Linked DNA regions of Homo sapiens: all the other regions are linked to region 3. A link is an interaction called in ENCODE POLR2A ChIA-PET data of the cell type or tissue named here. Cell type or tissue: CD4-positive, alpha-beta T cell. All regions are shown on one strand. Each heading gives the region's core, and the rest is flanking DNA. Links, peaks and the distances in the headings are about the cores only. Region 1 overlaps SEC63 (SEC63 protein translocation regulator). Region 2 has its middle 24 kb from the start of SCML4. Region 3 overlaps SCML4 (Scm polycomb group protein like 4). Region 4 overlaps SCML4 (Scm polycomb group protein like 4).

Region 1 (7,800 bases), core at 1,917-5,916, 140 kb before region 3:
TGGTCCCAGTAAAAGTAAAGATGCAGGAAACACAGTCTGTAAATGAGCGACTTTTCTTTGTTCAGCTTTAGTTTTAGCAAACACCACAAATATGTTTTAAGTAACATCGCTCAAGTTTAAGTAACATCGCTCAAGTTGATAATCTCTTGATAAGCTCTGTTGTTGACATTTTGCAGTGATACAACAGCTCCACTCATAGATTTAAACTTTTATTTTTACTTATCTTGGTCATAAGTTGGCATTCTCTCACATTCCACATGATATAGAGGGCTACGTTTTGGAATTTTCCTTTTCTTAATTGCCCAGAGTTATCAGACAGATTATAAAAATGGCTTTTAATGGCTTAAACCATTTCTAAACCTCTATCTTAGCAGATCAATGCAGGATCTAATTCTTTTGATAAGTTCTAGCTCTAAAAGTGATAGTGGGACTGTATGTTTTCTGATACTGGTGGCTTATGTTATTAAACCTTTTTTAAAAAAGGTTCACTCTAAAAGCTGAACTACATCCTTAGTTTTCAGTCTACTTGACTCTATCAGGAGCTTTTTAAGGAAAGTAAGTATAACATGCAAAGGAAGCTTTTTTTGTATTCATTTTGGACTCCTGTCAATAAAAATAGAAGTTTGTTGACTCGTTTTATGTTTCAATGGTGTGTGTCTTTTTACTATCAGGACATAAATAGGGCAATCCACTTCTTTATTTTTCAACTAAAGATTGAATAGTATTGTACATTACTGCTAAAGTGACTGCTATTTCTGTATACTGTAGAAAAACCCAGGAGTGAGAGGGATTTCCCCTCATAGTACAACTGGAAGGATAGTGCTTGTAAAGAGTAGAGATGTGTACATGATGAATCATTGAGGGAGGGTGGATATTTTTATTCCTAGATATGGAGGAAACATAAGTCTGTAGTATTATAAAACTGATTGTAATAATTCTTTCCTATCAAAATCTCCATAGGTCAAAATATTGTTGGAATACTAAAATTTGCAACCTTGTTTACTTTAAAAGGTTGCCACTTTCAGTGCAGAATACTACCGGCATCTTGTTACTGCAATAGTTGGAAATAAAATGTGAAAATTAGCAAAACCATGAATGGTTTTTTTGGTTCTAAATTTAAGATGTAATATTTCCTATAAAAGGGTGAAAGCAGTTTCTTTCTCTATAACCTCAATCACCAGTTTAGTGAGAGCCTTTCTTGGCAGGCAGGAGGCAGTGTCACTGAGGATTTTTTTCATTTACTTCATTGTACAAGTAGGAGGGTGGGTTTAATTTTCAAATCAGGTTCTGCTGTGAAGCACCAGTGTCTTGAGGCAGCTACTGATTACCTAAGTGTGGTGGCAGGGGGTAAGCCAGCTGGTGTCAAGTGAAAGGAGGGATTAGAGAAAACAGGTGTGGCACGAAGGCAAGGAAACTGAGCAGACAAGACAGAACAATGTGTAGAATGCATATTTCCTAGTTTTCTTGAAAGATTTCAAGAAAAGTTGTTTTTTTTTTTCTAGTGGCTACTTTGCCTTAAAGAGGCTTTATAAGTTCATTCACACAGCTGGCTTCTCTGGTTTTAAGATTCTGGAGAGGATGATAACCTAGTAACACCACAGTGCTTAAAAAAAAAAAAAAAAAAAAAACTACCATCACCAGAAAATTCCACCAGTTTGTTTTCCTTTTCTCTTTGTGTGATGTGTATGTACTTCCCAACTAAGTAAAATAAAATTTCCTCTAGTGAGTGCTTTAGGTAACCTCTTTCCATATGGCAGTAGTGAAAGAACTGAGCCTTCAGTTGATAGTTCTTCTCTCTCCAGCAAGTCGCTAAACTCCACATCCCTTCGTTTTTCCTCTGGAATGAGAATAACAAACTATCCTAGTTTGCATTTAATCTAATGGAAACTTGAGCAAAGTTTCAATTTTCTTCCTATAAAGAAACTGACATTTTGTCAACAATTGATGAGCCTATAGATCATACAGTGTATAGGAAGTGAAATTGAAACAGTTAAATTATGTGATATTTTTCTCTAATTGGTAAAGTACCTATTAAAATACAGCTGTTCATGAGGAGACTTACCACAATTCAAAGTGTAGCAGTTGTGTATTTTAGCATTATAATATTTGATTGAGGCCCTGAGGTGTTAATATCTCAATCTCAGAGTTAGATGTTCATGTCCTTTTTGAATTTTTTAAACATTTTTCATAATTTTTTTTTTAAGTTAGGGAGCACATTGAGTGAAGTTCTCTGTGTAGAACAATACCTTCTGCTCTGCTTCTCCCAGCTTTCACTGAGGGCTGGAAAAGGACAGGCCTGTCCAGCTGTACTGTCCCACTGTGTATGGGGAAGCTCAGGCTCTGGTGGAAGCAGGGGGCGTGGATGTCAAACAACTGATGTGGAAACAGGGAGGGAGAGATATAATGAGGCTCTCTAGGCATGTTATTTTTGACCACAAGTTTTGTTCAGTTTGCTTCAGCCAATCCAAACCATATACTAGAGTGTTCTGTAGTCACAATTCTTATTTCAAATGTAATTCAGCACCTTACATAATTTTTGAGAGGTTGTCATTCATCACATATTTACTGAGTTTCTATGTGCCAGGCTCTGTGACTGGATACTGGAGCTATCAAAATGAAAAAAATAGTGTTAAGAACTCACTCGCTGGTGTTAGAGCAGGTAGATGAGTGGCAATCCATTTAAATCCATTTGCCTTGGCTATTATTTGGAATGCCTTTTTTTTTTTTTAGTCTATCTACTGTAGGCAGAAGAATTATTTCTTTAGGGGCTAGCTGTTTATTTTGCTGGCCTTTTTTTCTCTCTTTCTCTTTTTCTTCTTAAGACGGAGTCTCGCTCTGTCCTCCAGGCTGGAGGAGTGCAGTGGCACGATCTCAGCTCACTGCAACCTCCGCCTCCCAGCTTCAAGCGATTCTTCTGCCTCAGCCTCCTGAGTAGCTGGGACTGCAGGTGCATGCCACCACACCCAGCTAATTTTTTAATTTTTAGTAGAGATGGGATTTTGCCACGTTGTCCAGCCTGGTCTCGAACTCCTGGCCTCAAGTGATCAGCCCTCCTCAGCCTCCCAAAGTGCTGGCATTACAGGCATGAGCCACTGCGCCCAGCCTGTTGGGTTTTTTTGGAAAAAAAACAAAAACAACAAATCATCATCCTTTCCTTTAAAATGTTTTTTTTTTTTTAAGAAACAATTTTCCCACAAACGGTCTGATTTAACTCCATGAAATCCTCTATTTAGACTGCCTTAAAGTGAAATAACTGTTGGTGAACCATAACATTTTGCCAGCTGTGTAGTGATTAGTCCAAATATGTCTCAAGAAGTTAGCACCAAGCATTCTCATCCATTTAAACTTGATGCTAGGGCTATTTTGCAAAACTTAAAAAGATGCGATCTTGTACATATTTCTGTAACCTGAGCTGAAAACCCAAATAACAATCATTGACATACTTTAGGGCTATTGTTTCAGGTGGGGGTGTATACATCCCAGGGGCGTGGAGATGATCAATCCATTGAGGAAGTATTAAGATGATTATTTGTATTTAATCTCATCCTTTTAAATTTCTATTTTTGTGTGTTTTATAATGTACATAATATATTGTACAATTGTACACTTCTATTATTTATAAATAAACATTTATTGGTGCATTAATTTTTTTTTTTCTGATTTGGGTCCATGATCAAAACATTTGGGCACCACTGCTTTGTGGTATTGATAGGGTGACATTTGACACTCACCACCTGAGATCACAGAGTGATATACTCTGGAGTTGGTGGGTTGGCATTCACTGTGTGCAGCCCTACTGTAGCTGCCAAGAGCAAAGTGAGACTTTTATGAGATAGAGCTGAGTAGGTCTGGAGGTGGGATTGATAGGCAAGGGGAGGGTTCTGCACAACGGTTGTCTGTGGAGTGCAGGTGGTGCAGGTATGGAGCAGCAGTGCTGGGGACGACTTGCTGGGACTTTGAGCAAATCACAGCCTGTTGCTGGTCCTGGCAATCAGTGACTGCTGCAAATGGAAGGTGAGTGTGGGAAGGACTGGCCACTCTGTTCAGCACGAGGTTGTTTAGCGTTAACCTATCAGCCTGGGTACACAAAGGGAGCTGTAGCCCTCATACCTTACCCGAAACACCTGAGGTTTACACTTTAACATCTGGATAATAGCAGCAATGGACTTCAGTGTGAACAGATTCCATTAAGAGTTAACTTCAAGCTATTTCTCTGTATTTTCCAGCCTCGTTCCAGTAGAGGGCGATAGGGCTGTAATTTTCTTTAACAAAGAATGGTGTGTTTCGTTTCAGACTAAAAGCCACGATTAAAGAAATGCTTTGTAATTTATTTGTATCTGCACCTTCTGGGATTTCCTCCCTCTCTTTTGATCTTTTATGTTTCCCCCTAACCTTTTTCTTCTTTACATGTGTCCTTTGTTATTTATTTATTATTTTTTTAGAGGCAGGGTCGTGCTCTATCGCTCAGGCTGGAGTACAGTGGTGCAATCATAGCTCACTGCAGCCTCAACTCCTGGGATCAAGTGATTCTCCTATGTCAGCCCCCTCCGAAGTAGCTGGGACCACGGGCACTAACCTGGCTCATTGTATTTATTTATTTAGAGACAGGGGTCTTGCTATGTTGCCCAGGCTGGCCTCGAACTCCTAACTTCAACCCTTGGCCACCCAAAGTATTGGCACTATAGGCATGAACCACCGCACCTGGCTGTGTGTCCTTTAACCCATTAAATTTACTGTCTAGAAACATTAAGTCCCTTTGCAACCAACTCCAAAAGACAATCCATATGTATTCATTGTGCTGGAATTCCAAATTGCATTTGTTTGCTTGAGAGAGGTGGACAATCAAATAGGACATGGTAATTCCTTAACTCTACAAAATCTAACCTGTTTGCCTGATAGGTGTCAACTATTAAGAGTCCAGAGTTTTTACATGCAAGCTAACAAGTTAACCTGCCAGTGTCATGGATGCCGACAAAACACAGAAGACTCCAAAGACACAGGCACAGCAGGTGGCATGAGCTTCATGTTCCCCATCTGTTCCTGTTGTCTTCCAAGTTCCCACGGAGGCGATGTGGAGTGGCCAGGCAGATGCTGTTCATATCACAGCTGAGGAACTCCAAGCTTGGGAGACCTAACCCTGTCAAGCCTGCAAGCAACCCTGTCTTGATCTTATCCTGGACAGCAAACAAACTCACCCTCTTTCTGGGAGGGAGACACTGCCTTCCAAGGCTGTTTGCCATACAGACACCCTTGAAAAGATAGTCTAGAACAAAAGCCTGTGTGCCTTTGATCACAGGTGTGCAGAGACATGAGAGACTCATGGAAAACTGTCTCTCAACAGCTGGAATTCAATACATATAGGACCTGTATTTACAAAGAGATATTATAGAACACTGATTTTCAAAGGGAATGAGGTCTATTTTGTGAAAACTAGGACCACTTAGGCAGTTTCCTTGAGAATAATATACATTTAAACTCCTTGGAAATGTTTTATTGTCAAAGATAGTTTTATTGTCAAAGATAGTTTTATGTTGCAACTGAAGATAATTTACTTACCCGTGCACCAACTAAAAAATATCCAGAATTTTCTAAGTTGAATCCAGTCCATTGTGACAGTGCAAAACAGGGTATCTACAAGAAGGAACACTATACCTATTCTACATGGTAACCATAAGAGATTTTGATTATCGCTTTCTGCACTCCTTCCCCAAACCTTCCACCCCTCCCCACAAAATACAAAACCCATACCCTTCCTTTCTGGACAAACTGAACATTTTCCTCCAAGGAAGTCTGGTTCCTTGTAGAATAGTTGCCATTTCTTTAGTGTTCTTTTTCCAATATGCTGCCCAAACTTAGGGAGGCCTTAGACCTTTGGTTGAAATAACTGAGGAATCTTTGAAATACTATTTTGAACAGTCTTCCTGGTAGGTAGTTGTCCTTTGGGGGGAGATGTGTTTTAAACTACAAAAGTTCATTTAGAAATGATACACAGTAGGGGGGATCCAATTCATTGATGGGTATTTTGATTAAAAAAGTAAGGCACGTGACAAAAATTCAATGAGAGACTTAAAAAATCCTTATCTTCCAACCAGGTCTGACGATTCCCAAGCAGACATCGTCATTCAGTAGTGTTCGTGGGATCGTGGTAAACTCCCTCATTCATATGCATTAGCCTGCTTCTGTATCTTTGTCCAATTAGTCTGTGTGCTTTATAATCACATCCAACGTTTCTGCAGCTTTTTTATTTCCCAATTCTCTGCCAGGTTCTTGGGACTCCAGTCATTGGCTAGGCTCTATGTCACTTTCCAAGTTCCTCCCAAAGCTTACTGTTCCTCTTCTTGACCTGACAGCATCTATTAAACAGGGAGAGAGCCAGGAGAGGTGGCTCAAGTTGAAAGATGGCAAGGCACCCCCTTTCAAGTATCTTAGAGTCACTGCTCTTCCTGCAGCCAGCTCCTGGTTCAGAACTCAGTAGTCACTCTTTTTCCCACGATCCCAATAAAATCTTGCCCCACCTACCCATCCCTACTCACAAAACACTGATCTGGGTCTATTATCATGGAAATTATAAAGATTAATGTGATTAGCAGCAAAGTGCTTTTGAGAATGGGGGATGAAACTGTAGTGTTATGATCCTCAGCATTATTTCTTTATACACTGAAAACCCCCACATCTTTCAAGTCTGCTGACTTAATGACAGGGTATCGCACTAAATGTCAGGAGTGACACTTCAGGAATAGCACACTGTAGACACAGTTTATGTTCGATAATACTAAAACTGGGTTTTGAGTAGAATTTTGAATGTTTCAGTGTGTTAAAAGGAGTTCTTTTTAGAGTGAGAAATCTTAAAAAAAAAACAAAAAACAAGCCTTTCTCTATGTCACTCAGTATGATTTCTAAAGTTTTCCTTGCATTTGCATCTGATTGAACCAAGTCCCTCCTCCCTAATCCCCTCCACAGCCTAATAGAAGCAGAGCTGGAACGTAGGGATAGAAACAAAACCCCTGACTTTAGTCTTGAGTATGCTACCCATGGAGGTCGACTACATGGGGTAGACTACTGCCTCCATGGGCAACATTATCATGGGAAAGGAATGAAAGCATGTATGTAAGTGCTGCATACTTGTATTTATGGGGCACCCATGCTACAGCTCTGATTTGGAGCAAATTGCATTCCCTGTTGTGCCCACAGAGGGTCAGACATTGATACGAAGGGGGGATAGAGAAACAAAGAACCAGAGACGAGGAGTGACTTGGCACTGCTGGTGAACTGGAGCTGGGACCCTGGGGTCTTGGATCTTCCCCTGCAGCGTGCTGCACCCTGTTCCACAACCCTCATTCTCCATCTTTCCATTTTGGAAGGTCAGGAAGGAAACCAACACACACACACACACACACACACACACACACACACACACACACACACACACGCAGCCCTTATTAAAGTGGAAGCTGGCCAGATCAGGTCTAGTGTGACCACCTGCTCTATCATAGCCCACCACAGCCACTAATGTTCTTGGAGAATGGGCCCATGGTTATACTTGAGTCAGATCCCTCCCTCTATCTCAGAACCCCCATGCTGTGTTGAAATGAGATCCCATTGTGCCAAGATATGTGGGCTTCCAGGTTAGGTGACTTCATCTTAGCCAAAAGGGTGAAGGGGGACCAGGCATGGTGGCATGCACCTATAGTTCCAGCACTTTGGGAGGCTGAGGTGGGAGGATCACTTGAGCCCAGGAGGTCGAGGCTCCCATGAGCTGTGTTTGCACCACTGCACTGCAGCCTGGACAACAGAGCTAGA
Region 2 (7,800 bases), core at 1,876-5,875, 120 kb before region 3:
CTGTTCGGGCAGAACCTGAAGGAGCTGGTGACCGTCTGCAAACCACACTCCCCACAGCTGGGCTGCAAGTCCTTGCTGGAAGGAAGACTTGAACGCCCTAGCTCCACGTCTACTGCATGTCCCAAGACAGCATATCCTAATGGCCAAGAAATACATGAAAAGCTGTTCAAGCTCTTTATCCATCAGGGACACGCAAATTGAAGCCACGATGAGCTATTAATTCAAGCTCACCAGAATGGCTGAAGTTAAAGGGATGGACCATATCAAGTGGAATTGAGAACATGTAACAACTGGAAATCTCATATATTCCTGGAGGGTGTGTACATTTGTGGATCACTTTGTAAAACAGTTTGCCGTTAGTTACACTTCTAGATATTTACCCGAAAGAAATGCGTGCACGTATGCACCAATAGACATGAACAAGAATGTTCACAGAAGCTCTATCACAATAGCCCTAAACTAGAAACAGCCTAAATGTTTACCACTAAAAGAATGGGTACATTTTTCTGTGTTTATCCAAGGGTTGTGGTAGGCAGCCTTTCAGATGATTCCTGCCTCCTGGTGCTCACATCTTCATGTGGTTCCCTCCCATGTGGGCCAGGGTTCTCCTACGTGACCAGTGGCTTGTGGGCAGCAGTGATGCTGTGCCACGTGACAGGCAACGTGACATTACAGCTTCCATCTTGGGAGCTCTGTCACTCACACTCTGTCTCTTGGCTTATTTGCTCTGGGGAATCTATGTCATGAGCAGCCCTATGGAGAGGCCCAAGTAGTGAGGAACCCAAGTCTGTCAACAGGCTTGGGAGTGAGTTTGGAAGAGGCTCCTTTAGCCCCAGTTAAGTCTTCAGAGACGACAGCCTCAGGCAGCAGCTTTGCTGCAACTGCATGAGAGGACCCTGGGCCAGAGCACCCAGCTAAGCCACTCTCAGATTCCTGACTTTCAGAACGTATGTGAAATAATAAACGTTAGTCTAAAGCTGCTATGTTTTGGGGTAATACATTATGCAGCAGTGGATAAATAATGCATTAAGATTCCACAAAGTACTGGCCGGGCATGGTGGCTGATGCCTGTAATCCCAGCACTTTGGGAAGCCAAGGGGGTGGGGTGGGGGTGGGGGGTGGATCACAAAGTCAGGAGTTCGAGACCAGCCTGGCCAACATGGTGAAACCCCATCTCTACTAAAAATACAAAAATTAGCCGGGCCTGGTGGCGGGGGCCTGTAGTCCCAGCTACTCGGGAGGCTGAGGCAGGAAAAATCGCTTGAACCCGGGAGGCGGAGGTTGCAGTGAGCCAAGATCGTGCCATTGCACTCCAGCCTGGGTGACAGAGCGAGACTCCGTCTCAAAACAAAACAACAACAACAGCAACAACAACAACAAAAAGATTCTACAATTTAACAAAAACAAATGAAATGCAGTTATACATGTTGACATGGGTAAATTTTACAGATGACTCCTTGTGTTATTTCATTATCTGAAGATCAAAAAATGGGTAACAATGAAGTACAGCGTTTGGGGATGCATGCCTAGATGGTACAAAAAAAATAAATCAAGGAACTGATTATCATGAAGGTCAGGATGGTGTTTACCCTTAGGGGCAGATGGGGTGGACACTGGGAGGGGGCATGAGGAAGGCTTCTGAACTCTTGCCAATGTGCTATTTCTTGATCTGGTTGGCGGTTGTAAGGGTTTTGGAGAAATCATCAAACTGTATGTTTCTGGTTTTGCCCTTTTTCTCTGTGTGTGCTATATTTCACAATAAAATGACAGAGAATTGGAGGAGAGAACTTGGAGAAAGTACAGACTTTTTAGAGGAATTTTGTTGCAGACAGGACAAAAAACAAAACAAAAACTAGTAGTAGCTGGAAGAGAAGTGGGGTCAAGATTTTCAAGAATGAGAGAAACAACAGTTGTTTTCTGCAGAAGGAAATCACCCACTGGAAAGGGAAGGTGATAAGGCAGGAGATAGGGATTGCTAGAGCCATGCTCTGGAGTGGGTGAGGGGAATGGTCCTGGGCTGAGCTGATGCCAAGGCCCTAAGGACCTTCAGTCAGGGCTCTCCAGATAAATCGAACCGACAGGAGATTGACAGATAAACACACACACACGGATGTATATATATCTCCTATTAATAAATCTCCCTCTATTTCTCTAGATGGATAATCTATCCATATAGACATATAGATGTCCCTCTCTCTATAGATAGATAATAGATCTTTCTATCAGTAGAGACAGATTGATTGATTTTTTAAGGCACTGGCTCATGTGATTGTGGAGATTGAGTCCTAAATCTCAAGGGTAGATCAGCAAGCTGGAGACCCAGGGAAGAACTGATGCTGCAGTCTCAAAACCAAAGGCCTCCTGGAGGCGGAATTCCCTCTTCCTCAGGAAGGTCGAGCTTTCTCCTTTCTTAAAAGGAAAGGACCTTTAACTGATTGGGTGAGACCCACCCACATTATGGAGGGTAATTTACCCAATCTACTGGTTTAAATGTCTCTTTCTCTCTCTCTTTGAAGATTGGGTTTCACTCTGTCGCCCAGGCTGGCAGTGGTGTAATCTCGGCTCACTGCAGCCTCGACCTCCCGGGCTCAAGCAGTTAATAGTTTGGAACCACAGGTGGAGCCACCATGCCTGGCTAATTTTTAAAATTTTTTGTGGAGACAGTCTCATATGTTGCCCAGGCTGGTCTTGAATTCCTGGACTCAAGTAATCCTCCTGCCTCGGCCCCACCTTAAATGTTATTCTTATCTGAAAAATACATTCACAGCAACATCCAGATCAATGTTTGACCAAGTATCTGGGTACCTTGGTCTGGCCAAACTGACCAATAAAATTAGCCATCTTGAATACAGCGTTGGCTCTGACCACTCTGCCCTTAACTTGCTGGGGGACGGGCGGGGTGGGGGAAGAGCCGCGTGGGGCGTAAGCACAACCCTTGCCCTTGATTTTCACTCAGAACACCTGAGTCTGGATTCTTCCACCTCTTAGAGAACATTCCCACAGCCTTGAGGGAAGGGGAAAGAGGATGAAATCATTGTGTGAATAATGTAAACCAAGTCTTCAGACCTCGATCTTTTCATTTTGGGTTAGCTGCAAGAGCCTGAGGATGTTACTGCTGAGTGAGGAGGATGTTCACATGTATTTTTCCTACAGCTTGACAAGTCTTATATTTGAAAAGATGAGATTTCCGTATCACACAAGGTGGCTAACTGGTGGGGCCAGGAAAGCATTCAGTTCCCCAATGGCCTAATGCCTGCAGAGGGGAGTCGGCAAAGGTGTTCTCAGGAGCGACGGGGGATCTCCCCTGGGGACGTCAACCGGAGGCTTCGTTCTGCCACCAGAATTTGGTGAGCAGGTAGGTGCTCCGTGGGATTCACAGCTGGGATTGCTTTGCCTGTGAAGACACTGCACGTGGTGTCTTCGGTGGAAACGGCCACTGTCTTCTTCCTGCCCCACGAAGCCCTAGCTCCCCCGAGGACTCTGCCGTGTTCCCTTCCTCCTTCCGGTCCAGGCGCTCAGCCCCCGGAGTCCGGATTCCAGCGGCAGCAGGAGAAATGAGCGGGCGGCTTCTCCCTCTGTGGCCACCAGGGGGCGCGAGGTGGCCGACCGGGGCCCGGCCAGGCTGGTCAGGGACTGGGAGATCCGCTGCCTCTTCTTGGAGTCCCGGGCCGGCCAGTGGGGCTGGAGCGACGCTGCCGTGCCCCCGGCTCCCACAGACCCCTCGCAGCCACGTCCCGGACTCCACCACTCTGGAGCTCAGGGTGGCCTCCGGCATTCGTTGAGTCAGACCCAGAGTCCCGACCGTCTCCCTTAGACCCAGCTGTTTCTCCTTGGACTCAGACGCAAAAAAAGGGTCCCTGTCGCTTCTCTAGTTTCTAGCGCCTTGCCTCCTAAGGGGGCTCCCCAAGGCCCGACCCCCGACCCCCGTCCTGGGGGAGGGGAACAGCTGCAGTTATTGCCTCAGAGCCTCTCCTAGCCGGGGGACAGATATAACCGACCCGGGCCATCAAGCCCGACCCTCAGTAGGACGCCCCTCACACAGCCCGTGCGTTCTGGCAGAAAGAGGGTCTCCAGATCCAGCACACCCCAAAAAAGATGCCCAGTTAAATTTGCATTTCAGATAAACAACAAATGAATTTTTAGTATAAACATGTCCCATGAAGTATTTGGGATGTACTTACACTTTGAAAAAGCTTTCCTTGTTTTTCTTGAAATGCAAATTTGACTAGGTGTCCTGTATTTTTCTTCTAGCAACTCTAGCCGGGAACGGATTTAGGTGCAGGGAGGGAGGGGGAAGCTTGAGGAGAAATAAAAACATGTGGGAAGCCCTCACTATGCAAGATACTTATTTCTATTTGGTCTTTTGAAAATCTATCTATATAATTCCATTTATAAAAACCCAGCTAGCTTTTTAAAAATCCTACTTCTCTCTGTTTTGTTTCAGGTAAGATCAAGTACAACCTTGTCTGTGACTTTTTTTATTTTTATTTTTTTTAGACAGGGTCTCACTCTGTCACCCAGGCTGGAGTGCAGTGGCACCAACACAGCTCACTGCAGCCTCTACCTCCCCAGCTTAAGCAATCCTTCCACTTCAGCCTCCGGAGTAGCTGGGACCACAGGTGTGCATTACCATGCCCAGCTAATTTTAATTTTTTTTTCTAGAGACAGAGTCTCACTATGTTGCCCAGGCTGGTCTTGAACTCCTGGGCTCAAGCAATCTTCCTACCAGGGCCTCCCAAAGTGCTGGAATTACAGGCATGAGCCACCATGCCTGCCCCCTACCCCACAACTTTTTTAAAAAGTTAGCTTTCTTAACAGATTTTTAAAAGAAGTGACTGATCATTTAAGTCATGGCACGTAGCTAAAGCTGCTGCCCTTCATGTCTATAGAAAATTTTCTTCAGAGGAGCTGAATATATTTATATTAATTTCTCTTTATGGGCAAATGTATATTTTGCTATTTTTGGCAGGGATTTACTTTTTGACGGGGGTCCACACTGAATAGGAATGATTCTGTGGGGTAGACATAGGGACGTCATGATACAGGTACCACCTGTACACCACCCTGAACAAGACCTTGTTCAAGACAAGACCCTCCTGGGGACCTTAACTCCTGGGTAACCATTTCACACCCACTATCCTATGGGACACACACACATGCACACACACAACAAACATGTAATATGTTTCTATTACATTTAGATTTTGGACCAAGGGTCTCAATCCATCCTAAGGAACCCAGCCACCTATAATATTCCTAATAACACTGCCTGGCCCTGCTTGAGTTCATTGCCCTCACTCCAAAGATGGGTGGCTCAGATGCAGATGAGCTCCCCCTTGGCCCTGACCTGCCTGGGTCTCAGAGGAGAGGAGGCCAAGTGTATTCATCTGCTAGGGCTGATGTAACAAATGCCACAATCAAGGGGGCTTGGACAACAGAGCTTGATTGTCTCACTGTTCTGGAGGCAGAAGTCCACACTCAAGGTGTCAGCAGGGTTGGCTCGGTCTGAGGCTGGTGAGGGAAGGATCTGTTCCAGACTCTTCTTGGCTCTGGGATGGTTCTCGTCTCCCTGTGTCTTTGCACTTCCTCTTCCCTCTATGCGTGCCCATCTCTGTGACAAGTTGGTCCTTTTTATGAGGACACCAGTCACACTGGATCGGAGCCCACCTAATGATCTCCCTTTAACTTGTTTACCTCTGTAAAGACCCTATTTCCAAATCAGGTCACTTTCTGAAGTGCTAGGTGTTAGGATTCCAACATATATTTTTTGGGGTGGATACAGTTCAACCCTTAACACCAAGGAAACCCTGATGAATGGAGGAGGAGTTCATTGGTGCTTGACAAGGACCTTTTTCAGGATCCAGTCAGTTCCTCAGTGGACAGGCTGCTAGGCTAAGGCTTTGGCCAGGAAGGTCCTAGAACTTGGGGAGTGCTGGCCTCCTGGGAGAGTGGAGTCTGAGGCCGGCTCCGGGCTGCTGGCAGGAGGCTCACTCAGGGAGCGCCCTTCTCTCCCCACATCAGAGGCCCACTTGTCTCCTGTCACTGCAGGTGGGGACAGGACCTTCACTGGAACATTCCCCACAGATTTGCCCAACACGTGTGGCACCTGAGTTCAATGGGGAGCCAGGCATTTGTCGAGGAAAGAAACAAGGGCCCAGCATCTGGAAGATACGAGGTAAAAATGTAATACCACGTGTAGTAAATGTTCATAGTAATTTGGGTCTCATAAAGCCCTGTGTCTCCACACTGTATCCTCTTGCTCATAAAACCCTAATGTAACCCTGTGTTCTGTCATACACAATTGAAATCTGAGGATTCCAAAGAACACCCTTGCCCATTCCTTTCTGAAGGAGCGTTGTCCCTGAAGAGTTTCAAATTCAGACTTGGGTCACCTATCATCCTCTTAAGATTGTAATGTTCTAATTAGTAACAGGAAATCTCTCAAGCAAGTGAGAAAATCCCTTTTCCTCCATTCGTTTGAAAAGAAAAAAGAATCCAGGCAATCATTCTGTAATTTCCGGAGAACCGTCACCTTTCCAGTAGCTGCTAAGGCCAAGGTGAAAACAAGCTAACAGTAGATGCCATCTCCTCCTAGTGCCGGGCCCCGGAGCGTCTCTAGGCTCCAGTGATGTTAACTGGTGGTCGGGGCCTCTGGGTCCCACTGCATTAGGACAGACTGTTTGACCTCTAAGCCTAATTTCAGATGATCCTTTTTGCTGATGTGAACTCCTTTGTGTTACTATGTTGGGGATGAGATTTTTTTTTTGTTTTCTAGCTCTGTCGCCCGGGCTGGAGTGCAGTGGTGCATTCTTGGCTCATTGCAACCTCTGCCTCCTGGGTTCAAGCGATTCTCCTGCCTCAGCTTCCCAAGTAGCTGGGATTATAGGCGTGTGCCACATGCCCGGCTAATTTTTTGTACTTTTAATAGAGATGGGGTTTCACCATGTTAGCCAGGCTGGTCTTGAACTCCTGACCTCAAATGATCTGCCTGCCTCAGCCTCCCAAAATGCTGGGGTTACAGGTGTGAGCCACCATGCCAGGCCTTTTTTTTTTTTTTTTTTAATATACATATTTAAAATTAAACATTTTGTTGTTGTTGTTGAGTCGTAGTCTTACTATATTGCCTAGGCTGGTCTCCAGCTCCTGGCCTCAAGCAATCCTCTCAGCTTGGCCTCCCAAAGTGTTGGGATTACAGGTGTGAGCCACCATGCCCAGCCAGGGATATGATTTCTTAGTCTCCCTAAAATATATAATGAGTGTTAGAGGTACAGAATTTGATATGAGGACAAATGAGGTGGAGAATTGACTGCAGTGAGGGAAAGCTGTACCCCTTCCCCACTGGGACTATAGGCTCACTGTGACCTCGAACTCTTGGCCTCAAGTGATCCTCCTGCCTCAGCCTCCCAAGTAGCTGGGACTACAGGCCTGTGCTACCACGTTCAGCAAATTTTAAAAATATTATGTAGAGACAGGATCTCATTCTGTTGCCTAGGCTGATCTCCAACTCCTGGCCTCAAGTGATCCTCCAGCCTCGGCCTTCCAGCGTGTTGGGATTACAGGCATAAGTCACTGTGCCCAGTGGCAGATGATTTGAATCATTGACTTCTTGATACATTGTGAGCTCATTAGTAATTTTTTCTTAATACATTTAAGGTAAAAAGAGATTGTGATAGAAGACCATTCTACTTCTGTACTTGAGGACCAGCGCCCTTTTTTCTGCCTTCCGTCCTTGGCACTCTCCCTCCACAACAAATATCCCATCGAGTTTTCTTGCTGTCAGACTCATCGTCTCCCTTTCTC
Region 3 (7,800 bases), core at 2,294-6,293:
TTTTAATCGCCCAAGGTATCTTCAATATGAACTAGAGTAATATTGAGTCACGTTGACCCCTTTGATAAAATTTTGGTAGAAAGTAACTGTATTCAAACAAACAAACAAAAGAAGTGAACACTCTTCTTGTCTAAATCACAATTTATTTTGTGGATTAAAGATGCCAGCACCTGAGACTTGAGGAGTAGAATGATGCTGGTGGTAAACCCCTTGCAGGCTTTCTACTGTTTGGGGGTGTGGAGGAGATAAAAAGCCTGAAAAAAAGAGGCCAAATGGACTCCTTCTTCCTAGAAGGCTGACCCCAGGAATCCTCTGAAAGACACCCCTACCTCTACCCTATGCCCACTCCTCAAATAACAAAATCTACTGGAAATCTCCTGTGTTCCATGAGGCGAACAGTCCCTCATGTGGCGCCCCCACTCCTCGATTCTCCGTGAGCCATTAGAGCTGGCCAGATGGCCGGGGGTCTCCCAGCCTCTCTATCAAATAGTTGTGTCTGTGTCCACTGCAGAAGATGTTCTGTTTCTGATGAGCCTGTCCAAAGAGGCTCCTGCCTCTGACAGAAGAGTAGGTCCGGGAGATGGGCCAGGCATCTAAGTAGATCCAAGGGGTTGGAAACCAAGTTCTCTGATTATACCTCAGAACAGTGGAAGCACAAGGACTGGTGGAAACAAAGGGACAGGGTATGTGAGATGCAGCCATTCGAGGCCTCCAGGACCTGCACAGGTTGTATTAGAGACCCCTTCTGGTTATTCCCCTGGACCACAACCCTGAGCCCCTGTGGCGGACCCTAAGGTACTGCTATCTGCAGGCTACTCACACCATTATCTGTTGTCCATGCTTGAGAACTAGGGTTAGAATGGCAAACCATGCCAAGAGGAGCTGAAGCAGCTTAGGAAACCAGTAGGCTTCTAAGATGAACTTCATGAACTCTCTCCTAATAGTGGTGCTTTCTGTGTTTCATTCATAAGCAACAAACCCTTTGCTGAAAAAAACTACAACAAACAAACATAAACTCCCTGGCAGAGAAGTGGGCAGATACTCTGTACCAGATCTATCCTAGCTACTGCTGAGTTAATAATGACAACTTCCAATCTGGACATGCAGAATCAAGAGGAATGAAACGGCTTCCTTTCTTCTGTCCACAATAGTTATCTTTTGCTGTGTCATAAATTACCCCCAACACTTAGGGGCTTAAAATAACATTTAGGGTCTCACAGCTTCTGTGGGTCAGGGGACCAGGTGCAGCCACAGGCCTTCTGGTTCTGAATCTCTCACAAGGCTGCATCTCAAACCTCAACTAGGGCAGGACCCACTTTTCCAGCTTTTTCACATGGTTGTCAGCAGGACTGAGTTTCCAATGAGCTGTTGGTTTGTTGCCAGATGGGTCCCTTTGCAGAGCATCTCACAGCACAGCAACTTGCTCCACCAGAGTGAGCAATGCTAGGAGTGCTGTGAACCTCTCTCAAAGTCGAGATGTCCATTTAGAAAGGAAACTTACAAGGCGTCCTCTATTCCAGGAACTTCAGCATTTTCCTGATTAAGGACCACTTTTAATTTCCCCAAGGTTCTATGAAAGACCAAAAAATTGTGGGGGCTGTGGAGGAAACAGCGTGACCACAGGATGTCCCACCCACTTCGCCTCCCCCAGCTCTCGGGAATTCTCATAAGCTTGGCGTGGAGGTTTGGCAAAGCTGCGAGATCATATGGAGGGTGGTATGGAACCTGCTCTCCTCCCGAGAGCACAGAAAGGCCATTCATTATCCCAAACAGATGACTTTGGTCAAAAATGCCTTTGGTCAAAATTTCCAAAGGAGGAAATCAACCCCTAGGCTTAGAACAAAGTCTTAGGCAAACCAGAAACATCTGAGAGGATGTAAGAAGTTCAGGTGTCAGGCATTAAAATTATGGTCGGTTGCTGTGCATCTCATTAGGGGAGAAAAAATAGAAATGTACTTAAATGGACCAGAGGGGAGTCATAAGGTTGATTCTCAGGGCTGAGTGATCTGAACTGCAGAGACAACCTTAGAGAGAAAATCCATACTGGCCAGAGACCAAGTTAATGGAAAATTTAATTGAAGCAAATGAAATGCTCAGCCTCATAGGTAGTATGGCCCTGTGCCCTTTGAACCAGAAAGGCTGGGCCAGGAGGCCACAGAGGGCCCTAAGGGAAAACTCCCTTATCTGCAAGAACAAGGGGCGGGACTGAGTTTGAGAAAAGAAAATCTGCAAACCTCCACAGGAGCCTCAGTGAAAGGCTGCATGCAGGGGAGGAAACCTTCAGGTTTTGGTCACCAGGAAGTCCGTTAGAGATTCACAGCAGAAGGCCCCTCTGCATCCCACAGCACCAAGCACGTGCTGGAAACCGGCGGTCCCCCAGAGGACAGTGGGAGAGGCTGCCGGGTGGCAGAGACACAACCACCAAGGTAGGCACCGAAGCACCTGTGTCTGGGCTCTGAGTAAAAGAGGTGCAGCTGGCACGAGCACCTGCTACTGCTTCCTGCGCCTTCTCCCTCCTGCCCCTCTCCTCGCAGGTCTCCTTTTCCTGTACTATCTAGGTGATGGCACCTGGCTAAGCAAAGAGGGGTAGCTGCTCCACAGCTCTACAAATCTGCGAACTGCACTCCTGCCTTTTCTAATCTGGGTTTCAGGGCTAGGAATCTCTGATGTTGCCATCTCTGTCAGCAAGCCGAACCAAACTGTTCACACACGGAGGCCACAGGACACTGACCATTGCCTGGGCAGGGTGTGGGGGTCGGCAGGGCTGGGCAGACCGGCAAAGGGGTCAGGCAATCAATCCTGAGCAAGGCCAGGGCTCCCAGTCTGGAGGAAGGTGGTCGTGCTGATTGTGGAAAGGGCTCACTCTGCAGCTGCTCCCTCAACTGGGAAGACTGATGCGGGAAGTGGGGGGTGAGAGAGAGAGAGAAAGACAAACAGGCAGAACTGTTTAGAGATGACAAATAGTGTCTAAGACTAGATGTTGTGGTTCTTATTGCCTTAATAGGTATTATGTGAGAATAATTTTGCATAGTGGAATTGTTGTGTTTCAGGACTTCATTTGGTTAGTGAATCCAGGTAAAATGCCAGTTTAGTTTTTAAAAATAAAATCAATAGTCCGAGCCCACTGGGCTGTAAGCAGTTAAGCCTTGTGTCCTAAGTGAGGAGAGCTGACACTTGGTCAGGAGCATCTATAGTTTTATACATAAGGTCCGTTTTCCCCTCCCTGCCGCTCTGTTTTGGGACTTTCTCTTTCTCTCTCTGGCTCGTGGCTTTCTCCTGCACCTCTTCCTCTTTCTGCTTCTCTCTTTGGAGGTTCTCTACATTTCAGGGGCTCACACCTGACCCTCCAGGACTGTAGCAGAAATGGGCTGCACCTGGGTGTCCTGGAAGCCATGGATGCAGGGGCATTACCTAACCCTATCTCCACCCCAGGCTTCAGCAAGGATCAGGGAGCAAGGGAGGAATCCACACACTCTGGACTCAGAACCCTGAAGCTTTGATCCCTAAACCGGAAGGCTTAGGCACAGTTCAGGTTCATATGCAAACAGGTATGCCTTGAGGCTTGAGTGGGTTTACATGCTTCTAGAGTGTTCTTTGGCCTCACTAATAGGCAGGCTTTATACACAGTGGCTGGAGGGAACCATAGTCCACAAGCAGGTTTAGCGATGGTGAAAAAGGACCATCAGTCTGTCCTGAAAGCTCCCAGGACGCCAAACCTTGAAAATGTGGCAGATTTCTTTGATGGGGCCACGTGTGTGTTTTCCTTTCTATTTAAGCATGCTCTCGTGACTGTGCAAAAGGCAGATCATTCTTTTTTTCTGGAGGAAAAGATTTAATGATTCTTAAATGGCAACATTAGTCTCTTGGCTGGATGCAGAGGGTTACAGAAGTGAGTAAAAAGCCACTCATTTACCTTGCTTTGTTAAGCTGGCATTCTCCACTGCAATTAAATGGCCTCACACAGGCTGGGTTGGAGCCTCTTGTTGATGAGCAGTGCCAGGGTGACAAGACAGCTTCTTTCAGATGGAAAACGATTTTGTATGGACACAGGAGGAAATTTCGACCATGAGTGCCTTCGCCTGTGAGCCCTACGGTCTGCCGGGACTCTGTGTGCAGGAGTTAGATCCTCCAACAGGTCGGCTGGCCCCATCTGGTGTTTGCTCACCAGTCAGCCACAAAAGCGCTTGAAAAGTGGGGGTTCCCTCTCCAGATACAGACTTGGTCCTTTCTTTTTACTGACTTTAAATATTGGATTTAGGTAAGAAACATATGTCACAGTTCAATTAAATTCTTAAGCTCCTAGTAGTTCTGCATACCTAGAATTCATCTGCCTCATGTTGGATGTTGAGGTGACCTAACATGTTGGATAGTGTAAAGGGTACATGTCCAGCAGTCATGTGTTTTAACTGAAGCAAGAAGAATTGAGGCTAGATGTAAGGAGGAACTTTTAGGCAATGAGATTCATAGCACAATGGCCTCACTCTAAAGGAGATTGTAAAATCTCTTTGGGGAAGCTTTCAAATAAAAGACTCAGTTATCTACCATAGTTTCTTTTCTAGACAACACCCTGCCTGAAGAGATAGGTTGGGGCTAGCTCAATGCATTCCAAATATTAATTTACCACCTTCACAATTTCTACTGTGTCTGAGTAACACTTATAGAACTGTCTACTCAAGATATTCCTTTACATTAACTCATGTCTTTTAATCTTAGCCATTAGTCAGCTTAAGCAATCATACTGTATCAGTGAAATCATTTTGTTTGATGTGCTAATTATATGTCGTGGATGTACATTGAAATACATGACAATAAAAAAACATTTACTGGTTGTCGTAGGCTGAATCGTGTATGTTCAAATTCTCGGGTATCTGGAACCCTTTTTGGAAATGGGATCTTATTTGGAAATAGGATCTTTGCAGATGTAATCAAGTGAAAGGGAAGTCATACTGAATTAGGGCTCTAATCCCATGACTGGTGTCCTTAGAAGAAGAAGGAAATTTGGACACAGATCGTGACACACAGAGAAAACACCACAGTGGAGGCAGAGATTGGAGCGCTGTCTCCAGCCAAGGAACTCCAAAGATTGTTGGCCACCAGGGGATGCTAGAAAGAGGCCAGGAGGGATTCTCCCCTAGAGTCCTGAGAGGGAGCCTGGCCCTGTGGACACCTTGATTTCAGACTGGTAGGCTCCAGAACTATGGCAGAATAAATTTCTGTCGTTTTAAACCACCCGGTTTGTTAGTTTCTGCAATCCTAGGAAATGAATATACCCATGTGGTTCCCTGTCCCGCCAGTGGAAAGCATTTAACATTTGGGGAAATGCTGGGCTGGGTGCTTGTGAAGGTCCTTTTCCTTCCTGCCACCGAATGATGAGGGCCATCCATGCATCTGTCACTTTTACGCTTAGCTATGATGTATCAGAACCCCTCTATAGAAAAGTGCGGAAAATGCAGTTTCAATCGGGTTTGAACAGATCCATTTCATCAATTCTGGAAGCCACCACAGTGTGTGCATCTGAACGTGCTGTTCACTCGCGGCCACCCAGGAGCCACTTTACAGAGCCACATCTGGGGCTTGGTTGATTTGTCTTGACAGTTGTCCACCTGGGCAGACTTTGGAACCACCAGCACATCCTTTGCCTGGGTAGAAGGTATTGCTTGATGCCCTCCGAAGCCTATTTTCCCTTCTGATAATTCATTTGGATCACAGCCCAGAGGTTAGCTTTTATTACCTTTGATCTCACCCACGGGCATCAGTAGTTTCTTTCTTTATAATTATTTATTTATTTTTGAGACAGAGTTTTGCTCTTGTTGCCCAGGCTGAAGTGCAGTGATGCAACCTCAGCTCACTGCAACCTCCACCTCCTGGGTTCAAGCAATTCTCCTGCCTCAGCCTCCTGAGTAGCTGGGATTACAGGCGACTGCCTCCACGCTTGGCTAATTTTGTATTTTTAGTAGAGACGGGTTTCACCATGTTGGCCAGGCTGGTCTTGAACTCCCAACCTCAGGTGATCCGCCCACCTTCGCCTCCCAAAGTGCTGGGATTACAGGCATGAGCCACGGTGCCTGGCCGCTGTCAACAGTTTTGAAATCCATTCAGTGCATGTTCCCTTGTTCCCCATTCCCACACTTTGCGATAAGGGAATGATCTGCCATCTGCGTCTGTATTTTCCAACTATAGTGCCAGTCAGTGAATTATCTGCATTCTCTACCTTAGACTATCAGAACTATGTAGGCATATTTAATTTAGACTTAAAGTGTTCAATAAGCAGTGTACTGTTTTTGTTAAATCTTTTTTCATTGTTTATCACAAATCTACCTAAAGAATTTATATATAAGCTCTTTATAATATCAATTTTAATGAGTCTTCTGTGTAACGGCAGCCTTACAGCTAACATTGGCTCAAATGTTTACTCAATAAATATTTATCAAGCACTTCCTCTATTCCAGGCATCATGCCAGATACTGCATGTAGCTTCCTCACATATACCAAAGCACCTGACATGTGGGACACAAAAAGGATTGGTATCCCAGACTATGAGAACTTTCCAACAAAAGGAATGTAATGGCAGCCTTACTGCTTACTGGCTTTAGATCGTAGATAGTAGATAGTAGATGTTCAATACACGTGAGTTTTCCTTTCCCTCACTCCATTCAGAAAGCAGCCTAGTATATAGCTCCATAGCCAGGTCCTTTTTAGAATCTCCCTTCCGAAGGCTTCTGACCCAGAGGGAAGAGATGCAGCGAGGCCATCAAGGCAAAGATGTAGCGTTCCAGGGTCCTGAAGACATCTCGCAGCACTTCATTGGCTGCATAGCATTCGGCACAGAGCATGCAGACCCTTTGGCTGCTTAGGTTATGTGTGTCCTGGTGGCCAACGCCGTGTTTGTTACACTTGACTGCACGTAATTCTTGAGAATATGTTCATAGCCTCATCTGAAAAGCACTGAACTTCTGCAAACGCCTTTTAAAAAAAAACTTTATTGAGATATAATTCATATATCATACAATTCACCATTTAAGGTACCATTCAGTGACTTTTAGTATATAGATATGCGCAGCTATCAGCACAGTCAATTGTAGAATACTTTCATCACCTCAAAGAAACCTCCCACATACCCTTTAGCTATTACCCACCCCACACCCCAACCCCAATCCCTAAGCAACCACGAATCTACTTTTTGTCTGTATAGATTTGCCTTTCCTGGACATTTTATATAAAAAGAATCATTTGACATGTGGTCTCTTGTGGCTGGATTCTTTTACTTTGCATAATGTTTCAAGGATCATTCACACTGTAACAGATATCAGTACTTCATTCCTTTTTATGGACAAATAATATTTTGTTGTATGGATATAACAGATTCTTAAATTTTATTCATTCGTTGATAGCCACTTGAGTTTCTTCCACTTTTTAGCTATTATGAATAGGGCTGCTGTAAACATTCATGTACAGATTTTTATGTAGACATTTGTTTTCATTTCTTTTTAGTACATACCTAGGAGTATAATTGCTGGTTCTTATGGTAATTCTACTTTAAGCATTTGAGGAAGTACCAGGCTGTTTCCCAAAGTGGCTGCACCATTTTCTATTCCTACCAGCAGGGTGTGGGGGTTCTAATTTCTCTATGGTATCACCAACACTTGTTATCTGACTCTTTGATTATCACCTTCCTAGTGGGTGTGAAGTGGTGACTCATTGTGGTTTTGATTTGATTCGACTCATGATGTGGATCAGCTTTGATGTGCCTACTGGCCATTTGTATATCTTTTTAAAGAAATGTTTATTCAAGTCCTTTAT
Region 4 (7,800 bases), core at 1,776-5,775, 58 kb before region 3:
GCTGCACTTGAGGCTGAGTTTTGTCTGCACTGAGAGAGATTTGGGCTCATTAAAGTGATGAGCTGCCGTCACTATCTCTACCCCTCCTGCAGACCAATTTCTTAGCATGCGTCTGCCATCTCCAGTTTGAGACCCTTCTCTTTTCTGTCCTAAACTGAAACTAAATAGTCCTGAGGCATTTTGGGAGTCTCCCTGTCACTTGCTAACCTCCAGTATACTTTAAGCAGTAGGCTAATTCCATCCCTGTTCTTCTTGCTCTGGAAATTAAGAATTAGCCTAATGACACATCCCTGTTGCCTCTATTTTTAGTGACCCTGGGCTTGTTCAGTGCTTTTTTTTTTTTTTTTAGACGGAGTCTTGCTCTGCTGACCAGGCTGGAGTGCAATGGTGCAATGTCCACTCACTGCAACCTCCGCCTCCTGGGTTCAAGCAATTCTCCTGCCTCAGCCTCCTGAGTAGCTGGGACTACAGGCATGCACCACCATGTCTGGCTAATTTTTGTATTTTTAGTAGATACAGGGTTTCACCATGTTGGCCAGTCTGGTCTCGAACTCCTGACCTCCCGTGATCCGTCCGCCTTAGCCTTCCAAAGTGCTGGGATTACAGACATGAGCCACCATGCCTGGCCTGTTTGGTGCTTTGACCTTTGTGGGACTTGTTGGTTCCTGCAGTAGGTGTGGATGGTTGTCCTCGTCTGGCCATTCCTGATGCTGTGTGTGCCTTTCTGTTTGCACGCTTGTTTGACATCCCTTTGTATCTTCAGGGCCTGGGACAAATGCCTTGCATTTAGTAAGCGTCCAATAAATATTCATACAGATATGGATTTTCAAAAGGTAAACTGTGAAAGCTAATTAAGAATTGACTTAACGGCTGTTGCATGGCCCCAGGAGACCTTTGCGAAGGGGAGAAGACCTAGAAAATAATCCGGTAAGCCCCTGTTTGCTGGCTAACCCCCGAGGGAGAGAAAGCAGGAAAAAAGTGTTGTTATTTTTCCTTTTCTGACCTTTCTTTTTGCAACTAAGAAGTGGAAGTCCTCAATTGTATCATTGTATTGCTCTCTCTCCCCCTTTCTTTCTATGAGTCAATCAAACCATATTGGCGGAGGATTCACTGTATGCAAAGCCCCAAGAGGTCACATAGATTTTCACCAGGCAAGATATTGTCCATGGTAATACTACTGTTGACTTGTCTCAGGGTGATTGCAAAGCTTCCTGGCTTTTTGATCTTGAGAAGTCAGCTGGTAAAATGCAACATCTCCCACCCACCTCCAGCTAGAAACAGAAGCGCTGGGAGATGAAACTTCTTGGATCTCTCAGCAGCTAACCTCTCGTTGACCAGGTGCCAGTGCTGAAAGGCTGGACTAGACTGGACTTGTGCCACTTTTCACAAGATCTGGAGCCTTCCTGAGCTGTCATCTGTATAGATTTGACAGACTCTCCATCTATACGGTGGGAGTACGTAATAATATTTGCCTTAAAGTCTTGTAGTGAGAATTTAATAAAATAATATATGCATGTATGTACGTTTTATTAATTCATTTATTCACCCACTATTTGTTGCTTTGCTGGTCCTGTGAGCTGGGCCCTGTGTGCAGTGGTGTGTGTCAGGATCAGTGCCCACAGCCCGGGGGACATGAGTGTGAGGGGAGAGGCCACCAAGGCTGGGAATCCTCCCTTCCACAGGTGTGGTGCTCTGAGGGAAGGAGGACTTGTTCAGGGACGACTCAGAGATGAATCTGGTGGTTTTGCTGTGGGCCGGCAGGCCTGGTCTCCAGAGATTCTGTGTTTGTGATTATTGGCCACTGTCTTTGTCTGGACTAAGTGTGTGTGGTGGCTGTTTCTTCCTGTGTGACCTGCCCATGTATCCTAGGCTCCTCGATTCTGGGAGACTGCGATGGAGAAGCTGTGTGTCAACGACGCAGGACATAGGGAATTCAGCCGTGCGCTGTCTGCACACCACAACATGCCAGAGGAACCCGCCTGGAAAGGGACCTGTGTTTATGCGGGGCAGTGGGGAGGCAGGATGGGCTGGGACTCAGAGGAGATGTGATGACCAGAGGTGCTCCGCTTCCCTCCCGTCTACCCACAAACATCCAAGGAAGGGATCTTTCTGGGTTCATCTTCACGTCCCTGTGCTCTGCTTAGTGTCTGGCCACTCTAGGTCCCCAGAAAATATTGTCAAATGATTGAAGGGATGATTGAGGAGAGAAAGAGAATAGTCCACTTCTGGCCAGTACTTCCCTTTGAGGGTTAAGAATTCGCTTTTGACCTTGGTCTTGCAGTACTTGTGAAGCCTGCGGAACCAACAGGCTGTGTAAGAGTGGCCACTGAGGGACATGGGCCAGAGAAGTAGTGACCTGCCCACAGTGTCCCTGGTGGAGCAACGCTGGGACTGTGCCTATCAGGACAGCTGAGAAGCCTTTGTGATACTTGGTGACCAGAAGCAAATTAGGCTGCATTTTGTCTTCTTTCCTGTAAGTCAGGGAAACACACACTGGGGGAGAGTTTTCCTATGCTCCTTGCTCCAGCCCCCACTCTTTCACCCATTCTGTTCTCAGACCTGGTGACATTTTACTTTCCTAGTATTTGAAGACCCTGGGCTTTTTCTTTGTGAAATAAGAGGGGAGAATAAACCGGTGTGTAGTGACTGTACATACAATGATGGCGACAGTGTCAGGCACCACCAGTACCCTAGCCTTCCTCCCTGGCTCACAGCTTTCTAGAGAGCTCTAAAACCCTCCCTAATACCAGGGTGTTGGTAGCAGCTTCACCCCCATGAGATGGGCATCATCTAGATGGGAGACAAGACTAACGTGATGCTCTGTAGAAAAAGATGAGGAATGTCGCATTGTCTGGATGGGTGTATTTCTTTTGCTTGGCAAATAAAAAGAAATGATCTGTCTTTATGTTGCCTTTAGGGACACTGCAAACAAGATGGTTGGAAATAGAGTTTCTATTGACTCTCTGTTCTCTACAAAGAGAACAAAAGAAAATAATTACCCAGGAAGAATAGTAATTTGTATCACACAGGGTTTACCAATTATGACAGGATCTCATGGTCATTTTCTCATGGGATCCTTATGGCAGCCTGGTGACATGGCTCTGGCAAGTACTGAAGTCTCCGTTTGACAGGGCAGGACACTGATACCCAAGAGTCACTCTGCTATTCTGCTTACTGCCCACTGCAATGCAAAGCCAGCTTTCCTGGTCCTTGCAGAAACATGGTCCTTGTCTATTGGGGAAGCAAAGCTTTCAGCTACCAAATGTGGAGAAACAAAATCAATTTCACGATAACTGTGCACTTGCTCTTGCCTTTTACCTCTAAATGCATCTTTCCTTGACCTGCACAAGAGGTGAAGGCATTGGTCCTGGTGCTGTTTTCATGTTTATTTTCTGCTGATTGTTCCCTGGGTCCGAGGTGGTATCTTTCTTAGACAGTTCTTGGAGGGCAAACATTGGGTTGCTATGTGTCATTACATAGCAGTAACAAAGTGTTTTAGATACTTCAGTGTTTTCCAAAGAGTATCATATGAAGGTATCATAGTTACACATTTCTGTACTTCAGGATGAGCATCTATATGCCTGAAAATCTGTGTGAAAATGTCTGTTGGAATTCCTTGAAGAATTCACAACCCCACCCCCGCAAGACTGGTGAATGGATTCCTACTTGGCAAGGTGCCGACTTGGAGAGTTGTGATTTGTGTTATTTGAATCTTGTTGCTTTATTGTTGAAGTTGTAAGAATTTTTATTAGCAAAGTATGTGAAAGGAATCTAGCTATACTGTTGGTTTATATTACAAAAAATCATCTTGAAAAGAGAATTTGCTTTATAGATAAAGATTGAACTAGAAACAACCCAAACACCAAACCACCAGCGCTTTCTCAAAACTAAATGTAAAGTATAAATAGAGAACAAAACAGGAAATAGTGGTTTGCAAAAATATATATATATGTGTGTGTGTAGCTGCATTCTAAGGTGTCTTTCCTTACACTGTGGGATGTGAGTGCCGAGGCTGAGTGACAGTCGCAGCTGCTGCCTCCTTAGCAGAGACAAGTGTCTCGCAGCAATTGCTGTCTTACTGCTGCCTGCAACCACTCTTTAGCAATCTTCAAAAAAAAATTCGGATCAGCTCTGTAGGCAATAAATAATTATGTTGTTCTATTCACCCGGTTATTTCATGCCCAGAGAGTTGACTGGGTTACTTTATACCATCCAAGCTTTCATGTTGTATCAGTCCCATTTCTTTATATCCTATAGAGACATGGAGATGTGGCCTGAAGGATCAGATTTCTCTCCTGTCCCCCAGCCAGCTCTGTTGCCAGCTCTCTGAATTCTGTCCAGGGCCGACACAGGGAGACAGCTGTAGGGAGTTATGCAGAGAGCTCTGGGGTGGAATCTACCCTCTGCCCACTAATGGGTGATCTCATGTAGCCTCTCTGGGCCTTAGCTCCTCATCTGGAAATCCGAGGACAGTAATGCTTATCTCAAAACCATTGTGAAAATTAAAAGAGATGAAGTAGGCGAAGAGCCATCTTGGCAGCATGGGATGCTCTGCGTCTTATTGCAGTGGCCTTGTTGTTGGAAAGTGGTTGCTGAGTCCTCTGCAGGTAAATTTCTGAGCCTGGTGGCCACTACTAAAAACAAAAGACAAGTACCCTGGGCTGGACTCTGCTGCCTCAGTGCTAAGGAATAGGAGGAGTCCTGGAAGAGGGCTGGGACACTGATCGTCCATTCATTTGTTCATACATCATTTATTTAATAAATATTTGTCAATCCTTAAGATGTGCCAGACACTGAACCAGGTGGGGATAGATGGAAGAAGACACAGAGCCTTCTCCAAGGAGCTCAAGCATATTAGAACAGAGAGACAGGGATGCCAATAAACAGAATAACATGTTGTAGGTGCTGTGATAGAAATGGGTCAATTACAGCCACAAGAAAGGATGTAGAATAGAAAGATTCTGTCCAAGTAGCAATTTTCAGGCAAGACTGTGGGGGAGGAGCCTCTGGAAAGCCACTTCCTTGAGAAACACAAATTTTTGTAGGTGGCTCCTTTTCATCTAGCCAGGGGAAACCACTCACATTTCAGGCAGAAACTGACACTGGTGGGAGAGAGGATAAGCTCCCTCTTGCTGAGCAAAGAACAAGTAATGCCTCTTCTTTGACTCCAACCTTAGACAAAACCATGAGTGGGGGCCCCAGATTAGAAGCTTCTGAGACCTGCTGCGATCCAACTCACTTGAGTTCTCATTGTAGCTTTGATTCAGATTAGAAGCAGGTCAGTTTCATTATTCCAGAAGACTTTCTTAGACTTGGAAATAATAATGAAAGCCTTCTGGAATGAGCTAGGAGTAGGGAAAGTGGGACTGCAGGGCTGCACACAGGGGAGCCTTCAGCCTAGCTGTCCTAGATGTCCTCTAGGGTTGGTAGCAAAATGGGAGCACCCCAAGGCCCCCTTGGAGTACTAGGCTGCAAGGAGCTAGTGAGGGTGAGGTGCGGAGGAGCTGTCAGGCAGGGTATGCGCCAGGCTCTGCCCCTCCCTTGGCTGTTTTGTGGCCCTGGAAAACCTCAGCCTCGTAGGACCTCTCTTTTTTTCTGAGCATCCTGGGCTCTTAGGTCATTATCCGTGAGATACTAGTTGCTTCAGAACTGTCCTCCTGCCATATCATGTACAGATGTCTCCTCTCCCTTACTAGCTATTTAACTTCTCAAAGTCAGGAGGGGAGTGCAGAGGACAGGCTCCACCACAGCACCCCGGTGACCTTGCACATCTCCACATGGGCCACATAGGCAAGGCTGGACCACGGCTGATCTCAGTCCTGGAAGAGTGACCTGTGATCCTCTCTGAGCATGAGAGTGTGGGAGGCTTGGGAGGTGCTACTACAAGGCCATTGGCCACTCACCCCTCTATCCACCCAGGAGGCTGTCACTAGATGTTTCTCACTGCCTTCTGGGTGCTTAGGAGATGGGAGGCTTTCTGCCTCACCCTGTCTAAGGGCACAGCTGCAGGCTACGAAACTGATTCGCTGCAGCCTGAGATCAGCTCCTCAGCAGTGGGGCGCAACAGCACTCGGATCGCAGTCACCTTGTTCCTGCAGGTTTTGTGTTGTCCTCTAGGACAAGGGACACAGGGAGTTGGTCCTCTTCTTGCTTTTGCTGTCTAAGTGAGAAACTGAGCCCTTAAAGCGTTTGTTTAAAGTCCTACTCATAGAAGAAGAATGCACTCCTTGACCCAAATACAACTCTGGACCGGGAAGATACAAATAAGAAAATTAGAAAATAAAATAAAGAAAATAAATAAACCAGGCGTGTCTGTCAGCTTTGTTTAACAGGGAGTTGAGAGATCTGAACCTGTACAGTATGGGGCCGAGGCCCAGAATGGTGAAGTGACTTGTCTCTGTCTCAGCTAGCTAGGAGTAGAGCCAGCACTAAAGTCCAGCCCCCTAAGTCCAGGGTCATGTCCACTAGCACCTGGTACTATGCCTCATGTGCCATAAACACCCACTGAAATGGTTGCTGGTCTGCTCAGCCAAACCACTGGGGTGATTAGGATCCCAGTCAGGGCAAATGCACACACCACGGGCCGTGATGAGTGCAGCCCCCACATATGGGCTTGTGATTTGGAGTCTTTTCAGGGTCCAGAGTACCTGACTCATTTCACCTCCCACGCACTAGGGCAGCTGGCCCTGGCTGATCAAAAGCTGAGGATATCAGAGCCACTCACTCATTTAGATTGACTTTATTGGATTGTTTTTATTTTTTAAAAATATACAACATTCAAATGGTAAAAAAGAGTATGCAGAGAAAAAAACCGTTCCTCTCTCTCCAGTCCTTAGAACCTCATTTCCTCTCCCCACCCCAGCAAGAGACAATTGCTACTATTGTAAAAATGCTTCCAGTGGTATCTTATGCATCCATAAGCATACATGCATGTATAGATGTGAAATGCTTACATGCATCTTCTTTACCCACTGTATGATAGCATGCTATACATGCCACTGTGTAAATTTCCACATTTATCTTAAAAGTCATTCTCTCTCATTTCTTTTATCCATGATTCTGCTGACCACATCAGTGGCAGAGAACATTGCATCTTCCCCATCCTCTGGGTCCCTTCTCTTGACTTACGGGTTTTGCCTGCAGGTGTATCTCCAGGTGTGGCCACAGAGAGACAGACTCCATGCTTTAAAATAATAGGAAAGATAGGAATTTCCCTTTCTTACAAGTTTTCCCATTCTGCCCGGTCACGAACTGGTCTCAAGGGCAGGCAGATGCTGTCCTTTTCATGTCTGTCTGTTGGGGTCTAAGTAGGAAATCTCTTTAGTATTTAAGGCATTGAGTATTTAATGCAGGAAATGGTCGCACAGTGATGAGCCAAAACAAGAGACTGGGCACTCAGCCACTGTCCCTGCAGCTGCAACCACCCCTAAGCTTGAGGGGCAGGGGCAGGAGGTGGCAGGACAGAAACGAGGACCAGGTCGCCCAGCAGAGCTTGGCACTGTTTGGGCCTGTTCAGAGGGAGCTGGAGCCATGGACCAGGAGCAGTTTCTAGTAGGGACCTAGCCAAGCAAAGATGGGGATTTCACCAGAGATGGGAATTTCACCAAAGATGGGCTTCACCCATCCCAACCTCTACCTCCAAACTCAGACCAGCACCTCCCATCAGGCAAACTCAGACCAGCACCTGCCATCAGGCAAACTCAGACCAGCACCTGCCATCAGGTAAACTCAGACCAGCACCTGCCATCAGGCAAACTCAGACCAGCACCTGCCATCAGGCAAACTCAGACCAGCACCTGC

What was found. Peaks named below come from ENCODE experiments on the same cell type or tissue, not always from the same donor. Only the 100,000 strongest peaks of a DNase experiment are listed, where the experiment ranks them.
Region 1: POLR2A ChIA-PET joins it to region 3 with 15 read pairs; 5 of 35 experiments call an interaction of 5 or more read pairs at or near these places.
Region 2: POLR2A ChIA-PET joins it to region 3 with 31 read pairs; 8 of 35 experiments call an interaction of 5 or more read pairs at or near these places.
Region 4: POLR2A ChIA-PET joins it to region 3 with 15 read pairs; 7 of 35 experiments call an interaction of 5 or more read pairs at or near these places.

What each region holds. Positions count from the first base shown.
Region 1 is chr6:107,863,601-107,871,400 of GRCh38, reverse strand. It overlaps SEC63 (SEC63 protein translocation regulator), which reads left to right. Exons shown (of 21, transcript NM_007214.5): 21 at 1-3,645. Among named protein-coding and RNA genes, the nearest start is that of SCML4, 43 kb to the right of the region's middle. In CD4-positive, alpha-beta T cell, for the core only: a CTCF peak has its summit at 4,229 (motif pointing right); a DNase peak (open chromatin) is centred at 4,250.
Region 2 is chr6:107,844,197-107,851,996 of GRCh38, reverse strand. It overlaps a transcript of SCML4 not described here. Among named protein-coding and RNA genes, the nearest start is that of SCML4, 24 kb to the right of the region's middle. RefSeq lists silencers at 3,647-3,746, 3,518-3,812. In CD4-positive, alpha-beta T cell, for the core only: a CTCF peak has its summit at 3,597 (motif pointing right); a DNase peak (open chromatin) is centred at 3,576; H3K4me3 peaks cover 1,118 bases.
Region 3 is chr6:107,726,600-107,734,399 of GRCh38, reverse strand. All of the region lies in intron 5 of SCML4 (Scm polycomb group protein like 4), which reads left to right. Among named protein-coding and RNA genes, the nearest start is that of SCML4, 94 kb to the left of the region's middle. In CD4-positive, alpha-beta T cell, for the core only: a CTCF peak has its summit at 4,146 (motif pointing left); DNase peaks (open chromatin) are centred at 2,339 and 4,139; H3K4me3 peaks cover 3,368 bases; H3K27ac peaks cover 2,206 bases.
Region 4 is chr6:107,783,616-107,791,415 of GRCh38, reverse strand. All of the region lies in intron 1 of SCML4 (Scm polycomb group protein like 4), which reads left to right. Among named protein-coding and RNA genes, the nearest start is that of SCML4, 37 kb to the left of the region's middle. In CD4-positive, alpha-beta T cell, for the core only: no CTCF peak of the experiment used is centred there; DNase peaks (open chromatin) are centred at 4,005 and 5,045; H3K4me3 peaks cover 1,357 bases; H3K27ac peaks cover 3,550 bases.